Regions from separate parts of the Homo sapiens genome. Here regions 1 and 3 are each linked to region 2. A link is a contact called in ENCODE Hi-C or POLR2A ChIA-PET data. All regions are on one chromosome and are shown on one strand. Each heading gives the region's core, a stretch centred on a gene start or an enhancer-like site at or near the end of the contact. The rest is flanking DNA. Distances are from core to core; before and after follow the strand shown. Region 1 holds the start of INTS14 (integrator complex subunit 14). Region 2 has its middle 4.1 kb from the start of RNU5B-1. Region 3 holds the start of SPG21 (SPG21 abhydrolase domain containing, maspardin).

Region 1 (2,700 bases), core at 46-2,545, 310 kb after region 2:
AAAGCACTTTCAGCCCGTGAAATCTGCTGTTGACAGTGATGACAGCTGGCAGTCTTGCCTTCTCTGAAGACACCTCTGGAGCTGGCTCTTTCTCCCAAGTGATGCATTTGTGTCGACTCCCAAATGCACCTCATTAACAGTTACAAAGTCGTGGGAGATCAATTTAGTACTCAGGTTGGAGTAAAGGAGGGAACTGAAAGTTCCTGAAGGATAGTTCACTCAAGCAGTATAGGCCTGATTAAAAAAAAAAAAGGCCAGGCACGCCTTTAATCCCAGCACTTTGGGAGGCTGAGGCGGGCAGATCACCCGAGGTCAGGAGTTCGAGACCAGTCTGACCAACATGGTGAAACCCCATCTCTACTAAAAATACAAAAATTAGCCAGATGTGGTGGCGTGCGCCTGTGGTTCTAGTACTTGGGAGGCTGAAATAGGAGAATTGCTTGAACCCAGGAGGCAGAGGTTGCAGTGAGCCGAGATCGCGCCACTGCTCTTCAGCCTGGGCGACAGAGCGAGACTCCGTCTTGGGTGGGGGGGAATCCCTGCCCACCACAGTCTACCAATTTTGTGAGCACAACACTATGTATTCCTCACTTGGGTGGATTCTGAGCCCCCAAGTCTCCCACCCCCACCCCCTTCCCACGTGTACTGTTCAAACAACTAGGGCTCTTCTTTCTCAGGAACAGTCTGAGAAATAGGCCCTAGCCACCTATTTGGCCTTGAATACCAAGTGTCCATCAGCTAGACGTTTGTAATTCTTCCCTGAAGGTGATAATTAGCTCATTCATAAAGAACTGATTCTCAGCAGTCTCGCTCTCAAAGCAGGATTCTACCTGAATTTCTAGTGCCTCACCTGCTCTTTGGCTTTCCCGTCAGCCTCCGGGAGTCCCTCCCCAGTTCTCAGATATAATTTCATCTCTAAAAGTCCAGACTGAAAATCACATCTGGGAGATGTATTTTTACCTTAAAAATCAGTCAAGAAAATGTGGGATCTGGAAGTCTCTCTTGGAAAGAGGGGGCAGAGGGGAGCTGAGCAGAGGGCGAAATCGTGCAGTTTACGCGGAGCTGGGGACCCCGAGCCTCAGAGCGAGGGGAGGCCGGGAGCAGCGCCCCGGAACTGGCGCCTCACAGACAGCGCGGGGCGGCCGCCACGGTGGCGGGAAGGCCAAGCGCTGGCCCTGGGTTGTTCTTCACCCATAACCCCTTCACCTGTAACCCCAACAAGCAGCGAAAGGCAGTCCCGGGCCCTCGGCCTCCCCACTCACCCCGTGCCCATCGCCGGACACAGTCCGTCGGCATAAACTTTCCGTCGGCATAAACTTTCCGTCCGCGCGCCACAGCCGGAACTATAAGGCCGCGCGACAGAAGGGAATCCGGCGCCTGCACTCCGCGCTGGGCGGGGCGGTCCTTGGAGAGCTTCAGGGTCGCCCGGGCAGGGTTCTGGCTCATCCCGGAGGGACGCTAGGGGGCGCGGCCTCTCTTCGCGATGGCCAATCCGCGGCCACCCCTCTCCTCCCACAAATCCCCAACTTCTCTCGAGCCTTGGCTGGGTTTCCTGCCGTGTCTCTCTGCATTGCCCTGAATCTCTCCCCATTCTCGGGCTCTTTCCTTCCCCTTCTGCCCCACTGACCCATGGGCCTCACCTGGCCCGGTGACTCTGTGTCCGCTTCACACTTTTGTCCCCTCACTCCCCTGGGCCCCGTCGGTGCACGAGCCCAACCCTTCCTGCTATTTTCCTCGTCACTCTTTAGCCCCCTCTCTCGTATCCTCTGAACCGGTTGACAGAATCCTCTTCCTGTTCTTTTTAAACTGCAATTCCTGAACTACAAATCCTGGCCGGGCGTGGTGGTTCAGGCCTGTAATCCCAGCACTTTGGGAGGCCAAGGTGGGCGGATCGCTTCAGGTCAGGAGTTTGAGACCAGCCTGGGAAACATGGTGAAACCCCGCTCTCTACTAAAATACAAAAATTAGCCGGGCATGGTAACGAGTGCCTGTAATCCCAGCTACTTGGGAGGCTAACGCACGAGAATCTTGGGGGGAAAAACCCCAAAACTGTAATTCCTGGCTGAGGTATGCTTTGTATATCCTTCTTAGCTGACCTGAGCCCAATTTACCTCAAGACTTGGCCTCTTGGTCTCCTCAGCCCAAATGCTCACTTTATTTCCCCTATCCCCTCTTTGAGGGAAGCAGAGGGCCCTCGTTCCTCTCACCCTGGACAAGGCATGCGTGCTCAGATTTCCCTGTAAGGCAACATGGGCTCTTGCCTGCCACTCTGGCCACCTGGTGTCTCCATTGTAGTCTGTGCCTCAGTGAGGTCCTTAAGAGGGCAAGAGGTGACTTTCTTTCTAACCATGTAGGGAGCCAGGGAATCCCAGCTAGAGATAGGCTTAGATGGATGCCAGCAGGCCCCTGGGTAGTTACGGTTCAAAGAACAATGTGGAACCACATAGGTTACAAAGTGAGTACAGAAAGGCCTCTAGAAGGCCTCAGGCATTTGCCTTTTTCTTTTAGCTGATAGGATGGGGCGAGATTAGGAGATGGGACGAGGAAGGAGGATGCTTTGAACTGAACAGACAAATCTGTCTGACTTCTCACAGCTTGTTATGTGGGAGATTGTGGGGCCAGTTGCTTGTAGTTTTTTCCTGTCCCTGGGAATATCCCTGCCAGCACTGGGGCCAGGGCCCTGCAGACTGCCCTATTTGC
Region 2 (2,700 bases), core at 75-2,574:
GGAGTGAAAAAAGAAAAAATTATTATTCTCAGTCCATATGATTATCTTCATAGAAGATCCAAAAGGATTTAGAAGTATACTGTTCAATATGGCAACCACTGGCCACATGTGGCTATTGAGCATTTGAAATGTGGCCAGTCTCAATTGAGATGTACTTAAGTATAAAATACACACTGGATTATTATATTTTTGAGACGAAAGTCTCTGCACCCAGGCTGGAGTGCAGTAGCACGATCTTCGCTCACTGCAACCTCTGCCTCCCGGGTTCAAGCGATTCTCCTGCTTCAGCCTCCAGAGTAGCTGGGACTACAGGCACATGCCACTGCGTCCCGCCAATTTTTGTATTTTTAGTAGAGAAAGGGTTTCACCATGTTGGCCAAGCTGGTCTTGAACTCCTGACCTCAGGTGATCCCCCCAACCTCAACCTCCCAAAGCGCTGGTATTACAACAGGCGTGACCCACCGCGCCCAGCCAGTTATTTCCTAAATTAAATTAGCACGAATTGTTGCTGGAAATTGAGGTGCAAGCCACATCATAAATAACGGATCAACGTGAGTCCAAGCTTCGGATTCACAAATTGTAGAAACTCCATGACCCTCTGTGGAGACTCACAGAGCTACAAACAAGTTAACTCTCCTTTCAGTTCTCTCAACAGTGAAAGCTATCCAGGACCCTTCCAGAGTGAAGCACAGTACAGGCCAACAAATAAATGTCTCCTAAAGCCCAGGAAAAGGGAAACACTCTCTCCCAAGGCTCAATACGGGGGGAGGTCAGTACTCAGAGAACCCACCCCTTAACCCCTTGCTAGGTCCTATGAGACGTAGCTATTATCATATGGTGAGAACTTTGCATCTCAATGGGTTTCTAACTTCCCCTTACATTGTGAACTACAGCAAGCATGCAAGACTATCAAAACAGACGTAACGCTGGCTGGCGCAGTGGCACACCTTTAATCCCAATGTGTCCAGAATTGGTGGGTTTTTGGTCTCACTAACTTCAAGAACGAAGCCGCAGACTCTCGTGGTGAATCTCAGGGTTCTTAAAGGCGGCGTATCCAGAGCTTGTTCCTTCTGACCTTCAGATGCATTCGGAGTTTCTTCCTTCTGGTGGGTTCGTGGTCTTGCTGGCTCAGGAATGAAACTACAGACCTTCACGGTGAGCATTACAACTCTTTAAAGCAGCACATCTGGAGTTGTTCCTTCTTCCCAGTTGGTTTCCGGCCTCACTGGCTTCAAGAGCGAAACTACACACTTTCAGGGTGAGTGTTACAGCTCATAGGCCAGACCCACGCACGGAGCAGTAGCAGCAGCAATAGCAAGTTACTGCAAACAGCAAAAGAAAAAAAGCCACCTCGGTATCAAAGAAAACACCCCACCTGCCTGCCGCAGCAGGAGCGGGCAGCCTGCTTTTATGCTCTTATCTGGCCCCACCCACATCCTGCTGATTGGTCCATTTTACAGAGAGCCGATTGGTCTGTTTTACAGAGAGCTGATTGGTCCGTTTTGACAGGGTGCTGATTGGTGTGTTTACAATCCCTGAGCTAGACACAAAAGTTTTCGTCCCCACTATATTAGCTAGATACAGAGTGTCCATTGGTGTATTTACAAACCCTGAGCTAGACACAGAGTGCTGATTGGTGCATTTACAAACCTTGAGCTAGATACAGAGTGCTGATTGGTGTATTTACAATCCCTTAGCTAGACATAAAGATTCTCCAAGTCCCCACCACACTCCGGAACCCAGCTGGCTTCGTCCAGTGGATCCTCCACTGGGGCCGCAGGTGGAGCTGCCTGCCAGTCCTGAGCCGTGTGCCGGCACTCCTCAGCCCTTGGGCGGTCCATGGGACTGGGCGCGGTGGAACAGGGGGCGGCACTTGTCCGTGGAGGCTCCGGCCGCGCAGAAGCCCATGGCGGGTGGGCAGGGTAGGCTCAGGCATTGCAGGCTGCAGGTCCCGAGCCCTGCCCTGCAGGGAGGCAGCTAAGGCCCGGCAAGAAATCCAGCACAGCGCCGGTGGGCCGGCACTGCTGGGGGACCTGGCGCATCCTCCGCAGCTGCTGGCCCAGGTGCTAAGCCCCTTACTGTCTGGGGTCGGCGGAGCCGGCCGGCCGGCCGCTCGGACTGCGGGCCGCCAAGGCCACGCCCACCCGGAACTCTAGCTGGCCCGCAAGCCCCGTGCGCAGCCCCGGTTCCTGCGGTGTCTCTCCCTCCACACCTCCCCGCAGGCTGAGGGAGCCGGCTCCGGCCTCGGCCATCCCAGGAAGGGGCTCCCACAGTGCAGCGGCGGGCTGAAGGGCTCCTCAAGCGCGGCCAGAGTGGGCGCTGAGGCCAAGGAGGCACCGAGAGCGAGCGAGGGCTACGAGGGCTGCCAGCGCGCTGTCACCTCTCACCAACACTTTCAGAGGCAGGGGTGGGAGAATCCCCTGAGCCCACGAATTCGAGACCAGCATGGGCAACATGTCTGTCAACATAGGGAGACCCCCATCTCTACAAAAAATTAAAAAATAAAATTAGCCCAATGTGGTGGCTTGCAGACTATAGTCCCAGATACTCGGGTGACTGAGGCAGGAGGTGCTTAATCCCAGCAGTTTGAGGCTGCAGTGAGCTATGATTGCAGCCCTGCACTCCAGCCTGGGTGACAGAACGTGTATCAAAACAAAAACAAATAGGAATGGCTACAGTAACCTTCCAGCAGTCAAGAAG
Region 3 (2,700 bases), core at 113-2,612, 310 kb before region 2:
GGGGAGATCTATCCCTCTTTTCTTCATTGCATTATCTCTAAACCTTACAGGAGGAAAAGGTGCCTACCTGACATCTGTGACATCTCTTCTCATGCTCTTGGGAAAAAAGCTTTTGGAATTTGGACACAGCTATTAAGTTACTCCTCAGTGGCCAGCCGCGATGGCTCACGCCTGTAATCTCAGCCCTTTGGGAGGCCGAGGCGGGCGGATCACGAGGTCAGGAGATCGAGGCCATCCTGGCTAACACGGTGAAACCCCGTCTCTACTAAAAATACAAAAAATTAGCCGGGCGTGGTGGCGGGAGCCTGTAGTGCCAGCTACTCGGGAGGCTGAGGCAGGAGAATGGCGTAAACCCAGCAGACAGAGCTTGCAGTGAGCTGGGATGGCGCCACTGCACTCCAGCCTGGGCGACGGAGCGAGACTCCGTCTCAAAAAAAAAAAAAAAAAAAAAGTTACTCCTTAATTTGTTGAATCTTTGTGCCAAAAGGAGCTGAACCAGTGTAGGTGGAGACAAAGGAAGCAGCATAAATGTCTAACTTATAACTCCCCAGGAAAACGAGAAGAGGAAAAATGAGACACTCCGGTCCCGCTCTGTTCCTCATCCCCCGTTTACAAACCTTACACCTGGCCCACACTCAGTAACAACAAAGACATCTATCACTTTCAGGCCGAGGTCCTGTCTCCAAAATTACTGGCCTCTGCTCACAGTTCTTAAAAGTTTGCTGAGAAAAAAAAAAAGAAAGAAAGAAAGAAAGAAATGTTCCTGGGCTGCAGTCGTGTAGCCCCAGGATGGGTTTACAGGAGGATGCCCCGGTTAAGCCCTGTGCCGCCCCCACCTCCCGCTGGAGACTCACACACAGCTCCCCGCCAGTCCCACCGGTGACAGCCACACAAAGGCAGGGTCACAAGCACACCGACCACCCCACAGCCCAGATTCGGCCCCAGACACACACTCACAAGGGCACGTGATCACGTGCGTGGTCACATGGACCGGCCCACTCAGAACACACTCACAAAGTCACACCAACCAAGGCAGCCACGCGCCACACACACACACCTACAACCCCGCATACCGCACACCCAGCCGCTTCCCAGGGCTTCGCCCACCCTCACCTGCCGTGGCCGCCCCCACGTCCCTTCCCCTCCTTCAGGAGGCCGCTCTTCGCTCCAGTACGAGCGCGGGCCGTGGAGGCGGCTGGGCCCGGGTCGGGGCGGGCGGCGGAGCACTCGGGACCCACGGGCACAGCAGGCTGCGCGGTGCGTGCGGGAGGCCGGCCTCTGAGGGGGCGGGGCGCGTGGCCGAGCGAGCTTGGGCCGCCGCGCTCCCCCCGCCCGACCGCCGCTCAGCTGGCGCGAGACTCCCGCTTCCGGGTTCTCAGAGGGCGGGGCCACGTCGCGAGGAAGGGGCGGTGCTGCGTGGCCCCGGCGGTCGCCACGGCGACGGGCGCGGGGGGAGGCTCCGTGGGATGCTTGGCTGCGGCTGGCGTGAGGAGAGGGCTGAGTTACGTCTGGGTCAGCCTTAGTTCTGCCCTACGTACCTAGGAGGAGGAGGAGGTGGAGGAGGCGCCTGGCCCCTTGGGACCTGCTTCTTCTTTCAGTTCGCGTTTTCTCTGTCGTGTACAGCTTTGGAGGGACACCTTTGGGTTCCAGACTTTGATGAACACAACTTTGTATACTCTTTTCTTAGGAACATTTTTTTTCCTTTGGCACAACCGTAGACGCTCTCCGTAGTCCTCCACTCAAAGCCTCCGCTTCCTTTTTGACGTTCTGGGGATTTCTGGGAACATACGCCCACCCATCTTCCTGTTCCTTCATCACTTTTCCCTTAAAATCAGAGAGAATATTAATACATTTGTAATCATTGTTCTTAAGGTGTTGCAGACGTCACGTCTTAAGGTGTTCCAGACTTCACGACTCCTTTTTTATTAGTAAAATATTTCTGAAATTATGATAAGGTGAATAACATGTAAATCTCCTTGTTTTGAATTTTTTTTTTAGGGATCCTGCAACAAGGTCCTGTTGAAAGTGCCTCTCTCTAATATGTTTTAGGGAAAGCTTGTACCCTGTTTTAGGGCCTGTAGACTTTGCCTTTACCTAGGCAACTGTTTATGGGATTAAGGTCAGGGAAGATTCCAACTAAATTGCATCCTACTTAGTTATCACTTCTGTCCCCTGGCCCAGGAGCCTTGGGTTCCACTCTAGAACTTGGACAAATCCCAAAAGCATTTTCCAAAAGCACGGTGACATACTTACCTTTTTCTTTCTTTCTTTTTTTCTCTAAATCATTTCTTTCGGGGTTGCAACTCAGTCGCAGGAATTCATCTTTTATTGTAAGCACCACATAGATGTATAGAGCACGTTTCCGTGGAGTATTTTAAGTTGGGGGCCTTTTCTCCAACATTTGGAATCGTTTAATGGGTGGAATAACTTGCAAACTACTGGTTGTCTCTGAAACTGGTTATGGATATTCATTACATTAGTTGTCTATTTTCCCAGGTGGTCTCGAAGCTTCAATCTAGAGCAAAGGGAATAGAGTGATTCCACCAGTCCATTAGCACATGATTAGCCCATAAATAATAGGTACTAAATGTATATTGATTGTAATCCCAGCACTTTGGGAGGCCAAGGTGGACGGATCGCTTGATTGAGCCCAGGAGTTCGAGACTAGCCTGGGCAACCTGGGAGACCCTGTCTGTACAA

What was found. Hi-C counts contacts between places; a loop is a spot of excess contacts on that map. ChIA-PET counts read pairs that join two places held with the same protein, here RNA polymerase II (POLR2A). Pooled maps may share reads with other maps.
Region 1: a map of CD4-positive, alpha-beta T cell shows a loop between it and region 2 (2.8-fold over the local background). The contact joins the promoter of INTS14 here to the enhancer-like site in region 2. A Hi-C loop is called at or near these places in 3 of 168 maps with a recorded cell type or tissue (CD4-positive, alpha-beta T cell, HAP-1 and gastrocnemius medialis) and 12 of 50 pooled maps. POLR2A ChIA-PET finds 5 or more read pairs at or near these places in 13 of 52 experiments (A549, A673, CD4-positive, alpha-beta T cell and 9 more).
Region 3: a loop to region 2 is called in a map of CD8-positive, alpha-beta T cell, with 5 times the contacts of the local background. The contact joins the promoter of SPG21 here to the enhancer-like site in region 2. A Hi-C loop is called at or near these places in 4 of 168 maps with a recorded cell type or tissue (CD4-positive, alpha-beta T cell, CD8-positive, alpha-beta T cell, OCI-LY7 and 1 more), 8 of 37 single-sample maps with no recorded cell type and 15 of 50 pooled maps. POLR2A ChIA-PET finds 5 or more read pairs at or near these places in 8 of 52 experiments (CD4-positive, alpha-beta memory T cell, K562, WTC11 and 5 more).

The regions. Positions count from the first base shown.
Region 1 is chr15:65,609,836-65,612,535 of GRCh38, forward strand. INTS14 (integrator complex subunit 14) reads right to left here and starts at 1,296. Exons shown (of 12, transcript NM_001394796.1): 1 at 1,263-1,296. It also overlaps a transcript of SLC24A1 not described here. RefSeq lists an enhancer at 1,214-1,373.
Region 2 is chr15:65,299,252-65,301,951 of GRCh38, forward strand. No RefSeq gene overlaps it. Among named protein-coding and RNA genes, the nearest start is that of RNU5B-1, 4.1 kb to the right of the region's middle. RefSeq lists an enhancer at 1,940-2,455. Within about 2 kb of position 1,325, at least 3 of the 41 ENCODE cell types and tissues checked have a DNase peak (open chromatin) inside an H3K27ac peak, as active enhancers do; they include CD4-positive, alpha-beta T cell and CD8-positive, alpha-beta T cell, where a contact is called at or near this core.
Region 3 is chr15:64,988,552-64,991,251 of GRCh38, forward strand. It overlaps SPG21 (SPG21 abhydrolase domain containing, maspardin), which reads right to left and starts at 1,363. Exons shown (of 9, transcript NM_016630.7): 1 at 1,114-1,363. RefSeq lists enhancers at 570-1,071, 1,072-1,571, 1,627-1,696, 1,737-1,796 and silencers at 800-1,094, 897-946, 1,067-1,556.